2 separate regions of the Homo sapiens genome follow, and region 1 is linked to region 2. A link is an interaction called in ENCODE POLR2A ChIA-PET data of the cell type or tissue named here. Cell type or tissue: B cell. All regions are shown on one strand.

What was found. Peaks named below come from ENCODE experiments on the same cell type or tissue, not always from the same donor. Only the 100,000 strongest peaks of a DNase experiment are listed, where the experiment ranks them.
Region 1: POLR2A ChIA-PET joins it to region 2 with 13 read pairs; 3 of 35 experiments call an interaction of 5 or more read pairs at or near these places.

What each region holds. Positions count from the first base shown.
Region 1 is chr1:10,310,997-10,318,996 of GRCh38, reverse strand. The region is part of intron 22 of KIF1B (kinesin family member 1B); the gene reads right to left. Among named protein-coding and RNA genes, the nearest start is that of PGD, 84 kb to the left of the region's middle. RefSeq lists an enhancer at 475-1,016 and a silencer at 7,240-7,440. In B cell, no CTCF peak of the experiment used is centred here; no DNase peak of the experiment used is centred here.
Region 2 is chr1:9,897,056-9,905,055 of GRCh38, reverse strand. The region is part of intron 1 of CTNNBIP1 (catenin beta interacting protein 1); the gene reads left to right. Among named protein-coding and RNA genes, the nearest start is that of CTNNBIP1, 9.2 kb to the left of the region's middle. RefSeq lists an enhancer at 4,352-4,853. In B cell, no CTCF peak of the experiment used is centred here; a DNase peak (open chromatin) is centred at 4,495; H3K4me3 peaks cover 808 bases; H3K27ac peaks cover 1,089 bases.

The DNA.
Region 1 (8,000 bases), 410 kb before region 2:
GGATGAAAAAAATCTTAGTCTTTTAATATATGAAGTACAAATATAATCAGTATACAGATATGTAGTATATCTGAGGTATTAAACTCTCATGGTGGGCAGAGAATAGGGGACAAATGTCTAAAAAGTTTCCTTAGGTTGTTAATTTGAAAAACTTGAATTTTAGTGAAAATAAAATAAGTAGGGTTAAGAAAGAGACCTTCAAACAGCGCAATACTAAATTACAGCATAAGCATAGCATTTTAAGATTTACTGCCAGGGTTTCCTCCTTCTTTTTTGAGATGGAGTCTCACTCTATTATTGTCCAGGCTGGAGTGCAATGGCGCAATCTTGGCTCACTGCAACATCCACCTCCCGGGTTCAAGCGATTCTCCTGCCTCAGCTTCCTCAGTAGCTGGGACTACAGGTGCCCGCCACCATGCCCGACTAATTTTTATATTTTAGTAGAGATGGGTTTTCACCATGTTGGCCAGGCTGATCTCGAACTCCTGACCTCACGATCTGCCCACCTTGGCCTCCCAAAGTGCTGGGATTACAGGCGTGAGCCACCGCACCCAGCCCTGCTTCTTTTGGTTCCCTAGCAGTGACCCAATTACAGGCTGTCATGAGACAAAGGGTATAAGTATGACTATCCACTGTTTCCAAACAGAGCTCTCCAAGTCCCACATCAAACATTCCATGCATCATAAAGCACTGCTGAAAGCCATTTAGCAAACTCCATTACAAAAGGAGCTCCCAAGCAATGCTCAGAAGGATGCAAATATCCTCTATGGTTCTGGTCGTTTGTCAGTTATTCTCACAAAGGAAGTGTTCTCTTTAGATGGGCAGGCAGTGACCAAGACCACGAACCAACTACATAGCTTTACTAGATATCTAAACACACTTTTTTAGGAGACTACATGTTATGAAAAAAAAGAAAAAAAAATTAAACTGGTAAGAGGCTTGGGTTTGGGGTCCTGGCACTTGTTCTTACTAGCCTTCTAATTCTGAGAAAGTTAAATTATCTCTAAACTTCACCTTCTTCATCTTTAAATAAAGATTTTAGCATTTGACCTGCCTACCCACACAGTACTAGAGGAAGGACCAAGAGATGAACCATTTTAAAAACACGTGAAAGCCCTCTTACATGGTAATACAATATCAAAATGTCAGGCAATTTTTTTTTTTTTGAGGTGGAGTCTCGCTCTGTCACCCAGGTTGGAGTGCAGTGATGCGATCTCGGCTCACCACAACCTCTGCCTCCCAGGTTCAAGCGATTCTCCTGCCTTAGCCTCCCAAGTAGCTGGGACTACAGGTGCACGCCACCGTGCCTGGCTAATTTTTTGTATTTTTAGTAGAGACAGGGTTTCACTATGTTGGCCAGGCTGGTCTCGAACTCCTTACCTCGTGATCCGCCCACCTCGGCCTCCCAAAGTGCTGGGATTATAGATGTGAGCCAGTGCGCCTGGCCTCAGGCAATGTTTTTTTATAAAAGGTTATTGTTTAAGCATACTTAGCACCTAGATCTTGGTTTCTAAGTACCACTGCCACTGAAAGGAACCAGGGTTCCTTGAAAAAAATAGCTGCTTCCAGGTCTGAAGCAAGGAAAGTACAAGGTGAGTCTGAAATATTTTGTGTCAGAAAGGATGGAAGAACTCAAACACCACTGGGGCCATTTCAAAAGGACACAGGATCCCACTGGCCAATAAATCAACAGAAAAATAGCACAGTACATTGAATATAGAAAGAATTCATGATTCCATGGTGATACTGAAAGAAGGAGAGAAAAAGGGGAAACTCTTCTTTAAATAAAAATTTTTTAAAAGCTAGCTAATTACCAGGCATGGGGCATGCACCTGTTCATTTCAGCTACTCGAGGCTAAAGAGGCTTGGGTTTGGGGTCCTGGCACTTTTTCTTACTAGCCTTCTAATTCTGAGAAAGTTAAATTATCTCCCAAAGTGCTGGGATTACAGGTGTGAGCCACCATGCCCAGCCCCTGGGATCCCTGGAGCCCAGGAGTTGAAGGCTGTAGTGCGCTATGATCAGGCCTGTGAATAGCCACTCCAGCCTGGGCAACACAGCAAGATCCCATCTGAAAAACAAAAAAACAAAAAAAAGGTGGCTAATAAATGCAGAAGAAATGGCAATTGGAAAATCACCATATTGCAACCCCAGATGTAATAACTGAATCAAGAAAGGATAATAAATACTAAAATAGGCCAAGCACAGTGACTCAATGCCTATAATCCCAGCACTTTGGGAGGCTGAGGCAGGCAAACTGCTTGAGCCCAGGAATTCCAGACTGGCCTGGGCAACATGGCCAAACCCCATGTCTACAAAAGAATACAAAAATTATCCAGGTGTGATGGCACACACCTGTAGTCCCAGCTACTAGAGGGGCTGAGGTAGGAGGATCACTTGAGCCCGGGAGGCGGAGGGTGCAGTGAGCCGAGATCGTGCCACTGTACTCCAGCCTGGGCTACAGAGCAAGAGACCCCATCTTAAAAACAACAACAATAGCAACAAACAACAAAAAGCTAAAATAATTGAGTAAAAGATGCATGGGAAACAGGATATGCATACGATCCAAAGTCCATGCCCAGATATCTATTTAAGAAGGGAAATGATATATTTACAATGCAGAGAGCTGGGAAACATCACATTAACCAAATTTACCAAACTTTAACATTATTGATAATAGGACAAACTGACATTTTATGTCTACTGATGTGATGCAACAGGAAGTACACAACATCACCATTATAGCAATCTTTTTCCTTTTTTTTGGAGAAAGGGTCTCCCTCTGTCACCCAGGCTGGGGTGCAATGGTACAATCATAGCTCACTATAACCTTGACCTCTCAGGCTCAAGTGATCCTCCTGCCTCAGCCTCCCAAGTAGCTGGGACTACAAGAGTGAGCCAACGTGCCTGGCCCCTTCATAGCTTTTTTTTTTTTTTTTTTTTGAGATGGAGTTTTGCTCTGTCACCCAGGCTGGAGTGCAGTGGCACAATCTCAGCTCACTATAACCTCTGCCTCCCAGGTTCAAGCAATTCTCCTGCCTCAGCCTCCCAAGTAGCTGGGACTACAGGTGTGTACCACCATGCCCAGTTAAATTTTGTATTTTTAATAGAGAGGGGGTTTTACCATGTTGGCCAGGCTGGTCTTGAACTCCTGACCTCAGGTGATCCACCCGTCTCGGCCTCCCAAAGCGCTGGGATTAGAGGCGTGAGCCACTGCACCCGGCCCCTTTATAGCATTCTTAACAAAAAGATTTAACTTGAATCTAATACTGAGGAAATAATCAGACAAATCAGAATGTGGCCTAGACAATTCAAAAATACCAGTATAATGAAAGATTTAAAAAATCATAACCAAATGAAATATATAAACCTTGACTGGATCTTGGATTAAAACACTCTCTTTCCTAATTTTTGATTTAATTAACGAAATTTGAAAATGGACTGTACATGATATAATATTGAATCAATATTGAATCAGTATTAAATTTCCTAGATGGGATAGTGGTATTAGGAGAATATTCCTGGCTGGATGCAGTGGCTCATGCCTGTAATCCCAGCACTTTGGGAGGCCGAGGCAGGCAGATCACCTGAGGTCAGGAGTTCAAGACCAGCCTGGCCAACATGGTGAAACCCCATCTCTACAAAAACACAAAATTAGCTGGGCATGATAGCAGGTGCCTGTAGTCCCAGCTACTTGGGAGGCTGAGGCGGGAGAATCACTTCAACCCGGGAGGTGTAGTTTGCAGTGAGCTGAGATTGCACCATTGCTCTAGCCTGGGCAACAGAGTGAGACTCCGTCTTAAAAAAAAAAAAAAAAAAAAAAAAAAGAATATTCTTGATTTTAAGAGATAAGCATGGAAGTATTTGGGGTAAACTGCCATGATATCTATAATTTTCACATAATTCAGGAAAAATATATAAGTATGGGTATACAAAAGTTCATTATAGTTTTTTTTTCAGCTTCTCTGTTTCAAATGTCTCAAAAAGCTGGGGAGTCGGGGAAAAACTATACATTACATGGAATTATTATAGCAAAAAGAGAAAGCTGCTGCTTTACCTAAAAATCATCAGGTAGAAAAAAAATGTTAATACTTTATCTTGAGGATTTCTTCAAGAATAAGTTGACAGGCTGGTCAAACTACCAATGAATACAAAATTCTCAGACTCTGACAGTTAAGGTATGAGGATGACCTTCCCTAACAGCTGTGGCTGTGCTTTAGTAACCAAAACTAACATGAAAAGATTTCCCATAGCCCTATGAATCTAAAAAGTTTAACTGGGCCAGGTGTGGTGGCACATGCCTGTAATCCCAGCACTCTGGGAGGCAGAGGCGGGTGGATCACTTGAGCTCAGGAGTTTGAGACCAGTCCGGGCAACATAGTGAGACCCTGTTTCTGCTAAAAACACAAAAATTAGCCGGACTTAGTGGAGGGCATATGTAGTCCCAGTTACTCGGGACGCTAAGGTGGGAGGATCACTTGAGCCCAGGAAGTGGAGGTTGCAGTGAGCCAAGACTGTGCCACTCCACTCCAGCCTGGAGGACACAGCGAGACCCCATCTCAAAAACAACAACAAAAACAAACAAACAAAAAACTTTAACTGCATTTTGACCACAATTGATAGTCAAAATATCAACATCATCTATTGAATTGGCCCCCTCCCCAAACCAGGCTACTTACGAGCTTTTAAAAAGGACACTGTATATCATCACCATTTCCCACAACAAATGGCTAATTAATGAGATTCACATACTATCGTTCTGTTCATTTTGTGACAAAAACTAATTACGGAAGGCACATTAAAAAATAATATATTTTGGCTGGACGCGGTGGCTCATGCCTGCAATCCCAGCACTTTGGGAGGCCGAGGCGGGTGAGTTAGGAGTTCGAGACCAGCCTGGCTGACTGGTGAAACCCCATCTCTACTAATGATACAAAAATTAGCTAGGCATGGTGGCACATGCCGTAATCCCAGCTACTCGGAAGGCTGAGCAGGAGAACTGCTTGAACCCAGGAGGCAGAGGTTGCAGTGAGCCAAGATCTCGCCACTGCACTCCGGCCTGGGCAACAAGAGTGAAACTCTGTCTCAGTAATAATAATAATAATAATAATTTTTTCAGTAGACATTTATGTTTATAAGAAATCCTAATGGCCAAGCACGGTGGCTCACGCCTGTAATCTCAACACTTTGGGAGGCCAAGGTGGGCAGATCACGAGGTCAGGAGATCAAGACCATCCTGGCTAACACGGTGAAACCCCGTCTCTACTAAAACTACAAAAAATTAGCCGGGTGTGGTGGTGGGCACCTGTAGTCCCAGCTACTCGGGAGCCTGAGGCAGGAGAATGGTGTGAACCCAGGAGGCGGAGCTTGCAGTGAGCCGAGATTGCGCCACTGCACTCCAGCCTGGGCGACAGAGCGAGACTCCATCTCAAAAAAAAAAAAAAAAAAAATCCTAACTAGTTCAAAATATGCCCCATATTTATAAAGGCACAGCACTGGCTGTTCTCTCTACTAGAATGTTCTCTCCTACCTATCTACCCCGGTTTTTAAGCTTATTTTGTATCAGGAAGTGTTCTTAATGTTAAACATGAATTATTACAATCTTCTCAATAACCTTATAAAGATGGTACTAGGCTAGGCGTGGTGGCTCATGCCTGTAATCCCAGAACTTTGGGAGGCCAAGGTGGACGGATCACCTGAGGTCGGGAGTTTGAAACCAGTCTGGTCACCATGGCAAAACTCATCTCTACTAAAAATACAAAAAAATAAGTAGGGCGTGGTGGCGTGTGCCTGTAGTCTCAGCTACTTGGGAGGCTGAGCCACAAGAATCGCTTGAACCAGGGCAGCAGAGGTTGCAGTGAGCCAAGATCGTGTCACACACTCCAGCCTAGGTGACAGAGCAAGACTCTGTCTCAATAAAAAAACAAAAAACAAAACAAAACAAAAAAATAAAGATGGTACTATATAGTTAGCCTCATGTTAAAGAGAAAGAAAGAGGTTAAGCAAATGCTAAAAATGAGACTTGAGCCCAGGCAATCCAGAGCATGATTTTTAAACCATTATCCATCCATCCACTCAGCAAATACCTTTTGTGCTCCTACTATGTGCCAAATGCTAGTGGTCAATAAGACAAGGGTTCCATTGACAAAGGAGACAGAGATGATAAAGAGTAAACAAAATATAGATGGATTTTAGTGGCGAGTACTAGTATGAAGAAAGATAAAGATAGGGTTAGAGACTACCAGGGAGAAGAATGGGAGACAGACTTCTAGACTGAGTAGGTTAAGCAGGCAGAGGTCTTTGGCAGGGGTTATTCTACTCAAATTCATAGTAACAGCAAGTGCCAAGGTCCTGAAATGGAAAGGGGCACCACATATTTCAGGAAAAGCAAGAAAACTTGTGTGGATGGAATGGCAGAGTAGGGAGACGGGTAGGAGATGCATCAGATGTAATCAGGTAGCAAATGGAGTACAGATGGCCTTATAGACCATGGTAAGGTCTGGGGATATTATTCTAATGGAAACTGCTGGATGGTTTAGAGCTGGGATATGTTTTAAAAACATTATTCTCTGTGGGACTCAGGAGGAACTATGGAAATAAGAAGAATGGTCATGAGGCTGTCACAGCACTGTCCAGCACTGTGGTGGCTTGGACCAGGTTATTAGCAGCAAAGGTGGTGAAAAGAGATGGAGTCAGGATATGTTTTACAGGGAGAGCAAACAGGATCTACTGATGATCTGATCATGGGATGTGAAGAAAAAGAGAAACTAAAGGTGACTTGGATTTGTGGCCTGAGCTAGCTGCTCCAGTTCAAATGATTTAAATGTAAGGTGCCTGCCAGTGATTTGGATGTCAGGCAGTAGTTGTGTATCATCAGCATCTAGAGCTCAGGGTAGGGGCCCAGGCTGGAGAGAGAGGACACCTGAGAGTCAGCAGAAGGCGAGGCAGGGCAGAGGTTTGCAGACAGAATGACTCCCTGGGACTGGCTCTGGCTCTCCCGCTGAGTAGCCGTGTTACACTGGGAAAGTATGTGAAAAGGGAATAAGCAATACCTACCTCACAGAAGAGGGGTGTTGTGAGGACTCAATGAGTCAAAACATGTAAAAGGTTTATGTGTATTAATACATGTAATACATGCTCAATATATGAGTTATCATTATCTTCATCATCAGTACAAAAATGGAAGGGGGAACAGAGAAACATATAGAAATAGCCAAGGTCTGTGTCCACAGACCATGATGGAGCAGCTGGAAAGGTTCAAGGAAAAGAAGCCAAGAGAAGAAAGTGTCCCATGAAGAGCAGACAACTGTGTCAAATGCCAGAGACATTCAGTAAGATGAGGACTGAGAAAATGCACTGAATCTATCATCAAGAAGAGCTTTTGTGACTCTGATAAGAGCAGCTTTGGTGGTGAGGGGAGAACAAGAGTCTGACTAGATGAGTTCCAGCAAGAATGAGGATAGGAAATAATGAAAAGAAAAAATGGGGCCTGGAGCGGTGGCTCACACCCGTAATCCCAGCACTTTGGGAGGCTGAGACAGGTGGATCACCTGAGGTCAGGAGTTCAAGACCAGCCTAGCCAACATGGTGAGACCCCGTCCGTCTCTACTAAAAATACAAAAATTAGCTCGGTGTGGTGGCGTTCACCTGTAGTCCCAGCTACTCAGGAGGCAGGAGAATTACTTGAACCCGGAAGGTAGAGGTTGCAGTAAGCTCAGATCGTGCCACTGCACTCCAGCCTGGGTGACAGAGTGAGACTCTATCTCAAAAAAAAAAAAAAAAAGAATGGGAGGTAGGCAAGTAGGACGTAATAAGTACAGAAAACTTTTGCAACTGGTGACATGTTTGCATGCTGGCAGGAATAATCCAGGAGAGAAACTGATGATGTAAAAGAGAAGGGGGTAAATGTTCAACAAGTTCTTGAGAGGGCATGGAATGCAGGGAGCAAGGGCTGGGCTAGGAGAGGATCAAGGACAGTTTATCCACTAACAGGAGGGAAAGC
Region 2 (8,000 bases):
GTCCTGGGAGGTTTTTGAGGCCAGCCAGAGTATTGAGTTTCTTCCCATCAGGTTCCTTATTTCTCTGGCCTGGTCCCCTGAAGATGAGGGAAGCATCAGCTAGGTTGATGACAGTCCTGGTATGTGTGTCTGTGTGTCCTGCATTTTATTGAGCTTCCTTTTTTCCGAGTCCCTAAGTCATCAGCAAACATTTCTTGAGTTGAATGAATGAATGTTGCCAGTGCTTAGCAGCTTGTCGTCTACAGTGGAATGTCTGTGTTCTCTGCTCCTCTCTGTGTGAGTTAAAGCTTCTTATCTTGGCAGTGACTCTTAAGTAGTCTTGGAGTTTTGCAGCCATTCTTCATAAATGCATCAGCGACACACATACATGTATATCACTGTTTCTTTGTTGAGAGTATACCAAGATTGACTGGACAGCTTTCCTACCCCCACCCTATCCCTACTTCTCTGCCAGTCCCTGCCATCACCAGGCCCCTCTATAGAGGGTTGGGCCACACTGGCAACTCTGACCATCTCCTGTTTGATTACTTGATCAGGAACACAGTGGTATCTAGAAAGCATTGGTTGTCTTTCATCTGGGCTGAGCGGAGTTGGGTAACTCAGCAGAGCGCTGAGAGAAATGGCATTTCAAACCCAGGGGCTCCACTCACCAGGAATCCAGAGTGGGACTCTTTAGACTGGGTGCCATTGGCCAGCTTTTCAGATCCCTTTTTGGTCCTCCCATCAGTTGTCCACGATGCCACTTGCTCTGCTAACCTGGAGAGACCAACACAAGTTAGTGGGAATCAAATAGGACGCTTGTGTTGCAGGTCACTTTCAGAGTCCTGGGGCATTTTATTGGCAGAATCTGAAATGCCTGCTAGTCATATGTCATCTGTAGATTTGTAAAAACTAAACGCAGAGTGGGTGCAAGCTTTTTCTCATGTAGCTGGTTTTCTTACTATGAGAATGATACGTGCTCATTTAGAAAATGAGAAAGTGAATGATAGTGGCATTTTACATACACTGTCTCATTTCATCCTCACGGTTTCTGAGATACGTACCATTATTACCATTTTGTATGTTAAGAAGCTGAGGCCTAGAAAAGTTAAGTAAAGTGTTTGAGGTCGAGCTAGTTGGGAACAGAATCAGATTCAAACCAGGCAGTATGACTCCCAGGCAGAGCTCTGAGCACCATGTCATATACTGATTCTCAGCAGAAACCATAGAGAAGAAAGAAAAGCCTCCCTTAAGCCCAATGTAGGTGATACTCTTAGGGTAGTCAGAGTTAACTTGCTGGCTGCTCCAAAGGGTTTGAATCCTAGGCCCTTTCCCTGTCTTGTCTGACCCTGGGCAAGCTAAGTAGCCTCCCTTTGCTTTACTTTCCCTGACTGTAAATGGGGATAATGATACTTGTACCTTCGTAGTTCCCAGGGGCATGGTGGTGTTTGAGCCAAAGTGCTTTTGAACTTCTTTTATGAAAGGGAACTGAGCACCAACTACTGTTATACTCAGTTATTAAAGACCTATTATGCTCTGGTCTTCCATGAAGCCTTGTTAAAAAGGGAAAGACAACAGTCCCCAGAGGGAAGGGTGTCCTTCTGTGGGGGAATAGCTGGACAAAAACATTGTTCTCCCCTTTTGAAGTTTCTTAAGGATTGAGGGTCATACCTGTGGCTCCATTTTTCATGGTTGTGTTGTAGTGTAGAAACTTCTGTAAACAGGTATGTGTTCTGTGCATCATAACATGATTGAGGACCCCCAATGGCAGGGCCAAGAGGGAGTTAAAGGGCTTGGTTTCTAATCTTGGTTCTGATGTTTTTTATAAGCCAGGATCACAGAGACACCAAGAAGTGGTGGTTGTCTTCCATTACTCCTCCCTCCCTCCCCTCCTTCCTTCTAATGACTCATTGATTCAATTAACAAATATTTATTAAGGCTTTATTACAATCTGGACACCATCATAGGTACTAGGAATATCGTGGCAAGCAGGACAAAAATAGTTATTCCCCAGCCGGGCGTGGTGGCTCACGCCTGTAATCCCAGCACTTTGGGAGGCCAAGGCAGGCGGATCACGAGGTCAGGAGATTGAGACCATCTTGGCTAACATGGTGAAACCCCGTCTTTACTAAAAATACAAAAAATTAGCCTGGCGTGGTGGTACGCACCTGTAGTCCCAGCTACTCGGGAGGCTGAGGCAGGAGAATTGCTTGAACGCTGGAGGCGGAGGTTGCAGTGAGCTGAGATTGCACCATTGCACTCCAGCCTGGGCAATAGAGTGAGACTCTGTCTCAAAAAAAAAGAAAAAAAAAAAAGTTCTTCCCCATACCAAGCTCTTAGTCTAGGACCAAAAGGCTTATTATATAGTTGGGATCGTGTGAATGAAGAAAGAATGATTTGATGAGAGTGCTTTGAACTCTTAGGAGGAGAGTCAGGACATGATCTCCAGATGCACACTGGCCCCAGTGGCTACCTGCCCTGAGTGGACATTAAGGTGGGGGGCTGGGTTGGCTTTCCAGAAGAGCAAGGGAAGAGTGAAACAATTAGAGCCCTTCCGTGTCCTGTAACAAAAGCTGTACTTGGTATGGACATCTTGAGAAACAGTGCACACCTCAGGAGCCATGGTTAGCAAGAACTCCCTTCCCACTTAAAGCCTTAACCCTTTGACTGTTAACTTGAGTTTCAGTCAGGGAGAAATGCTCATATTGAGGATTTCTTTTCAAAGTTTTTGCTTGGGGCTGTGGATTTTGAAGTTCTGCCATTAACACGGTGCACTTCTTATGTAACAGGCGCCAGACCTTGTCTCTGCAGAGTTCTCTTCCTGCCCGACACGTCTCTCGCTGCCAACTTTGGAAAGCAGGCATATGGTGGCAGGCGGGCTCTCCACAGTGCTCATGGGGTTCCTGGGGGAACTGATGCACATGGACACCTATGTCCTCTGGCCCCCATTTTGGGTCAATATATACAGATTAGAGTGGGGGCAGGGTTCTTTCTTCCCCAAGCACCAGGCCTTCAGCTCTCTTCAAAGACCAAGGTCAGGGAGGTCTAGCAAGCAGTTCATGTGAAAGCACACAGTGTTCCTCTCTCCCTCCAGCCAGGGCTGGGTAGAGAGGGCAAAGGGCTGGCAGAGGCAGCCACTCACATTTGGAGTGAGAGGAGGGTGCCAGGACAGCGAGGCATATCCTTGTGCGATGTTATTTTCACCAGCCCTTGTCATGTCACTGTATGTGGCACTCCCGGTGCTAATCAGCTGGCCCTTCAAGCTGAGGGGCGGGGCAGCAGCATCCAGCATCTGATTAGGAAGGCAAGGCCTGCACAGCGAGGAGGCCAGGTCACTCAGTGCACCTGGACATCTTCAAGTGTGATTGGAGCCCGCAGTGACGCTGTTTCAGCTAGAAGATTGTGACCCACTTCCATATCCTCTCCCACATGGAGAGCTGGGGAGGAGGCTTTGAGAGCCAGCTCCAATTAAGGTGTTTTTTTCAGGCCCGAGTAGCACCCAAGTGTCTAACCCACATGTTTTCTGCTGCTGGAATCCTGTGGTCAATGTCCTTGACCTGAACCGAATAACCACCCCAGGGCAGATGAAGTTACCACCCCTGAAGTCCTAGATTCCACCAGCAAGGCTTCCTGCAAAGATCAGGATCCCTTGTGGATCAAACACCTCACATAATATGGGCCCCACCCCTGTTCTTCCTGATCAATCACCAAGCAAACCTTGGACCAGTTTCCAAGGAGATACTTAGCCTTGACCTCCCTGCCCAGACAGGCCTCACAGCCACCTGCCTCAGGCAGCCCTGGCTTCCCAGAGACCCATCCTGACCCTGACTTGCACCCTTGCCAAATATCCTAAATATCCTTCTGCTGCAGGAATATGAAATGAGACCTGTTTCTGAACTTCTAGGTTTCTGTTATTCTTTCCAGGTAGATGACATTTTAATGCTTCTCTGTAATTTTACATTTCTTTTTTGTGTGTTGGGGAGGGGCCTGGGGTATGATTTAAATACGTGAAGCTGTTAGTACTGGTAGCACTTAAGCTGGTGAAGTGGTGGGTCTGAGCCCCTGAATAATCCCATTTTACTTACCAAGAAGGGAGCAAAAGTACCTGCCAAGGTCAGCTCTGGCTAGGCCCTATGAGCCTGTTCCTGAGCGTGTGCTCACACTCGGCTTCTGGACTGAGGCAGAAGGTCCTTCTCCCTCCGTGTGTGTTAATACTGTTGGCACTGCCCACAGCCTCCAGGGGCACATAGCCTTCCTCTGGCCGATCGCTGGAGTTGCAGGAAGATGAGGTGCTGGTGATTTTTTGGAAGACATGGTGGGGCTTACAGGCAAGCAAGCTGGCCCCCAGTTCTGCTTTCCTGCACAGAGCAGTCTTCCAGAGTTTGTGGTGGGATGTAAGGGAGCTCGGGCAGCCGGAGCAGTGCAGAGACCTGGCTCCTTCCTCCCTCCTGAGGTCTGCTGCTGCTGGCACAAGGGGTCACGTGTGCCCGTTTGCCTTGTGTTTGCTTTGGGTGCTGGCTTCCCACTCTCACTTCCTAATCTCTAAAGAGGAGTGGCCTGTTAGGTCCATGAGTGGTGACAGTGGAGATTGAAGTGCTTAGCGTCAGGCACCGCACTGCACTGGCAAGAGCACTCAGATGAAGGGTGTTCTTTCATTCTCATCTGACCGCATTCCACTTCATTTAAAAACATCATTCGCCCAGGCTGGAGTGTGGTGACACGATCACAGCTCACCGTGATCACAGCCTCAACCTCCCAGGCTCAAGTGATCCTCCCATCTCGGCCTCCCAAGTAGTTGGGACCACAAGCACATGCCACCATGCTGTGCTAATTTTTTGTATTTTTAGTAGAGATGGGGTTTCACCTTGTTAGCCAGGATGGTCTCAATCTTGTGATCTGCTCGCCTCGGCCTTCCAAAGTGCTGGGATTACAAGCGTGAGCCACAGCACCCGGCCTCCACCTCACTCATTTTAATGGCATTCTATTGATTGTTTTTTTTTTTTTTCTTGAGACGGAGTCTTGTCGTCCAGGCTGGAGTGTAGTGGTGCAATCTTGCCTCACTTCAACCTCTGCCTCCTGGGTTCAAGGGATTCTCCTGCCTCAGCCTCCCGAGTACCTGGGATTACAGGCATGTGCCACCAGGCTCAGCTAATTTTTGTAGGTTTAGTAAAGGTGGGGCTTTGCCATGTTGGCTAGGCTGGTCTCGAACCCCTGACCTCAGGTGATCCACCCACCTCGGCCTCCCAAAGTTCTGGGATTACAGGCGTGAGCCACCATGCACAGCCATTTCTTTCTTTCTTTCTTTCTTTCTTTTTTTTTGAGACGGAGCCTTGCTCTGTCGCCAGGCTGGAGTGCAGTGGCATGATCTCAGCTCACTGCAACCTCCGCCTCCCGGGTTCAAGTGATTCCCTTGCCTCAGCCCCCCAGGTAGCTGGGATTACAGCCATGCGTCACCATGCCCGGCTAATTTTTTGTATTTTAGTAGAGATGGGGTTTCACCATGTTGGCCAAGATAGCCTTGATCTCCTGACCTTGTGACCTACCCACCTCGGCCTCCCAAAGTGCTGGGATTACAGGCGTGAGGCACTGCGCCTGTCATTTTTTTTTTTTTTTTTTTTTTTGAGATGGAGTCTTGTTCTGTCGCCCAGGCTGGAGTGCATTGGTGCCATCTCGGCTCACTGCAGCCTGTGCCTCCCAGGTTCCAGCGATTCTCCTGCCTCAGCCTCCTGGGTAGCTGGCATTACAGGTGCACGCCACCACACCCAGCTAATTTTTGTATTTTTAGTAGAGATGGGGTTTCACCATGTTGGCCAGGCTGGTCTTGAACTCCTGATCTTAGGTGATCTGCCTGCCTTGGCCTCCCAAAGTGCTGGGATCACAGGCGTGAGCCACCGTGCCCGGCCTCATTTTATATTTTTAAGGCCGCTTATGAACCATCTCTTAGTCAGCCTTCCATATCCTCAGGTTCCCCATCTGTGGATTAAACCAACCACAAAAATATTCAGGAAAAATTCTCATGAATCACTGCTAAAGAACTTACTCATGTAACCAAACACCACCTGTTCCCCAAAAACCTACGGAAGTAAAAAATTTTTTTTAAATACCAAAAAATAAAATGAAATTAAATTCAAAAAATATTCAGGGAAAAACCAAAATATAACAATACAATAACAAATAATACAAATAAAAAACCAATATAGTATAACTATTTACATAGTATTTACATTTATCAGGTACTGTGAATAATCTAGAGATGATTTAAAGTATATGGCAGGATGTGCATAGGTTACATGCAAATACTGTGTCACTTTATATAAGGGACTAGAGCATCTGTGGATTTTGGTTTCTGTGTAGGGGTCCTGGAGCCAATCCCCAATGGATACTGAGGGACAACTGTGTATTGTTTGCCCATTTCTTTTTTAGGTTTACAGTCTTTTTCTTATTGACTTACACTTTTTTTTATATATTAAGGAAATTTGTCCTATGGCTGTGATATGTGTTATACATATTTTCGCCAATTTGTCACTGTTCTTTTTATTTTTTTTTTCCCTTTTGAGACACAGTCTCGCTGTGTTGCCAGGCTGTAGTGCAGTGGCACGATCTTGGCTCACTGCAACCTCCGACTCCCAGATTCCACAGATTCTTGTGCCTCAGCCTCCTGAGTAGCTGGGATTACAGGCACCTGCCACCACACCCAGATAATTTTTGTATTTTTAGCAGAGACGGGGTTTCACCACGTTGGCCAGGATGGTCTCGATCTCCTGACCTCGTGATGCGCCCACCTTGGCCTCCCAAAGGGCTAGGATTACAGGTGTGAGCCACTGTGCCCGGCCCACTGTTCTTTTAATTATATATTTTTTCATGCAGAGTTTTTGATTTTTATGTAATCAGATTTTTTAATATTTTATGACTTCTAGGTTTCTTTTTAAATTTTTTAATTTTATTTATTTTTTTTTTTTGCTGAGACAGAGTCTCACTCTGTTATCCAGACTGGAGTTCAGTGGTGCGATCTCAGCTCACTGCATCCTCTGCCTTCTGGGTTCAAGCGATTCTCCTGCCTCAGCCTGTAGCTGGGACTACAGGCGTGTGCCAGCACGCCCGGCTAATTTTTGTATTTTTTAGTAGAGACGGGGTTTCGCCCTATTGGCCAGGCTGGTCTTGAACTCCTAACCCTGTGATCCGCCCACCTCGGCCTCCCAAAGTGCTGGGATTACAGGCGTGAGCCACCGCATCCGGCCAAATTTTTTTATTTCTTTTATTTTTTGAGACGGAGTCTCACTCTTCACACAGGCTGGAATACAGTGGCACGATCTCAGCGCACTGCAACCTCCACCTTCCAGCTTCAAGTGATTCTCCTGCCTCAGCCACCTGAGTCACTGGGATTACAGGCGCCTGCCACCACGCTTGGCTAATTTTTTTTTTTTTGAAACGGAGTCTTGCTCTGTCGCCCAGGCTGGAGTGCAATAGCAGGATCTCGGCTCACTGCAACCTCCGCCTCCTGGGTTCAAGCAATTCTCTTGCCCCAGCCTCCTGAGTAGCTGGGATTACAGGCACGCGCCACCATGCCTGGCTAATTCTCATTTTTTTTGTTTTGTTTTGTTTTTGTTTTTGTTTTTGTTTTTTGAGACGGAGTCTCGCTCTGTGGCCCAGGCTAGAGTGCAGTGGAGCGATCTTGGCTCACTGCAAGCTCCGCCTCCTGGGCTCATGCCATTGTCCTGCCTCAGCCTCCTGAGTAGCTGGGACTACAGGCACCCGCCACCACATCTGGCTAATTTTTTGTATTTTTAGTAGAGACGGGGTTTCACCATGTTAGCCAGGATGGTCTCGATCTCCTGACCTCGTGATCCGCCCGCCTCGGCCTCCCAAAGTGCTGGGATTACAGGCCTGAGCCACCGTGCCTGGCCACGTTTTTTGTTTGTTTGTTTGTTTTTGAGACAGAGTCTCGCTTTGTCTCCCAGGCTGGAGTGCAATGCAGTGATGTGATCTTGGCTCATTGCAACTCCTCCTCCCGTGTTCAAGCG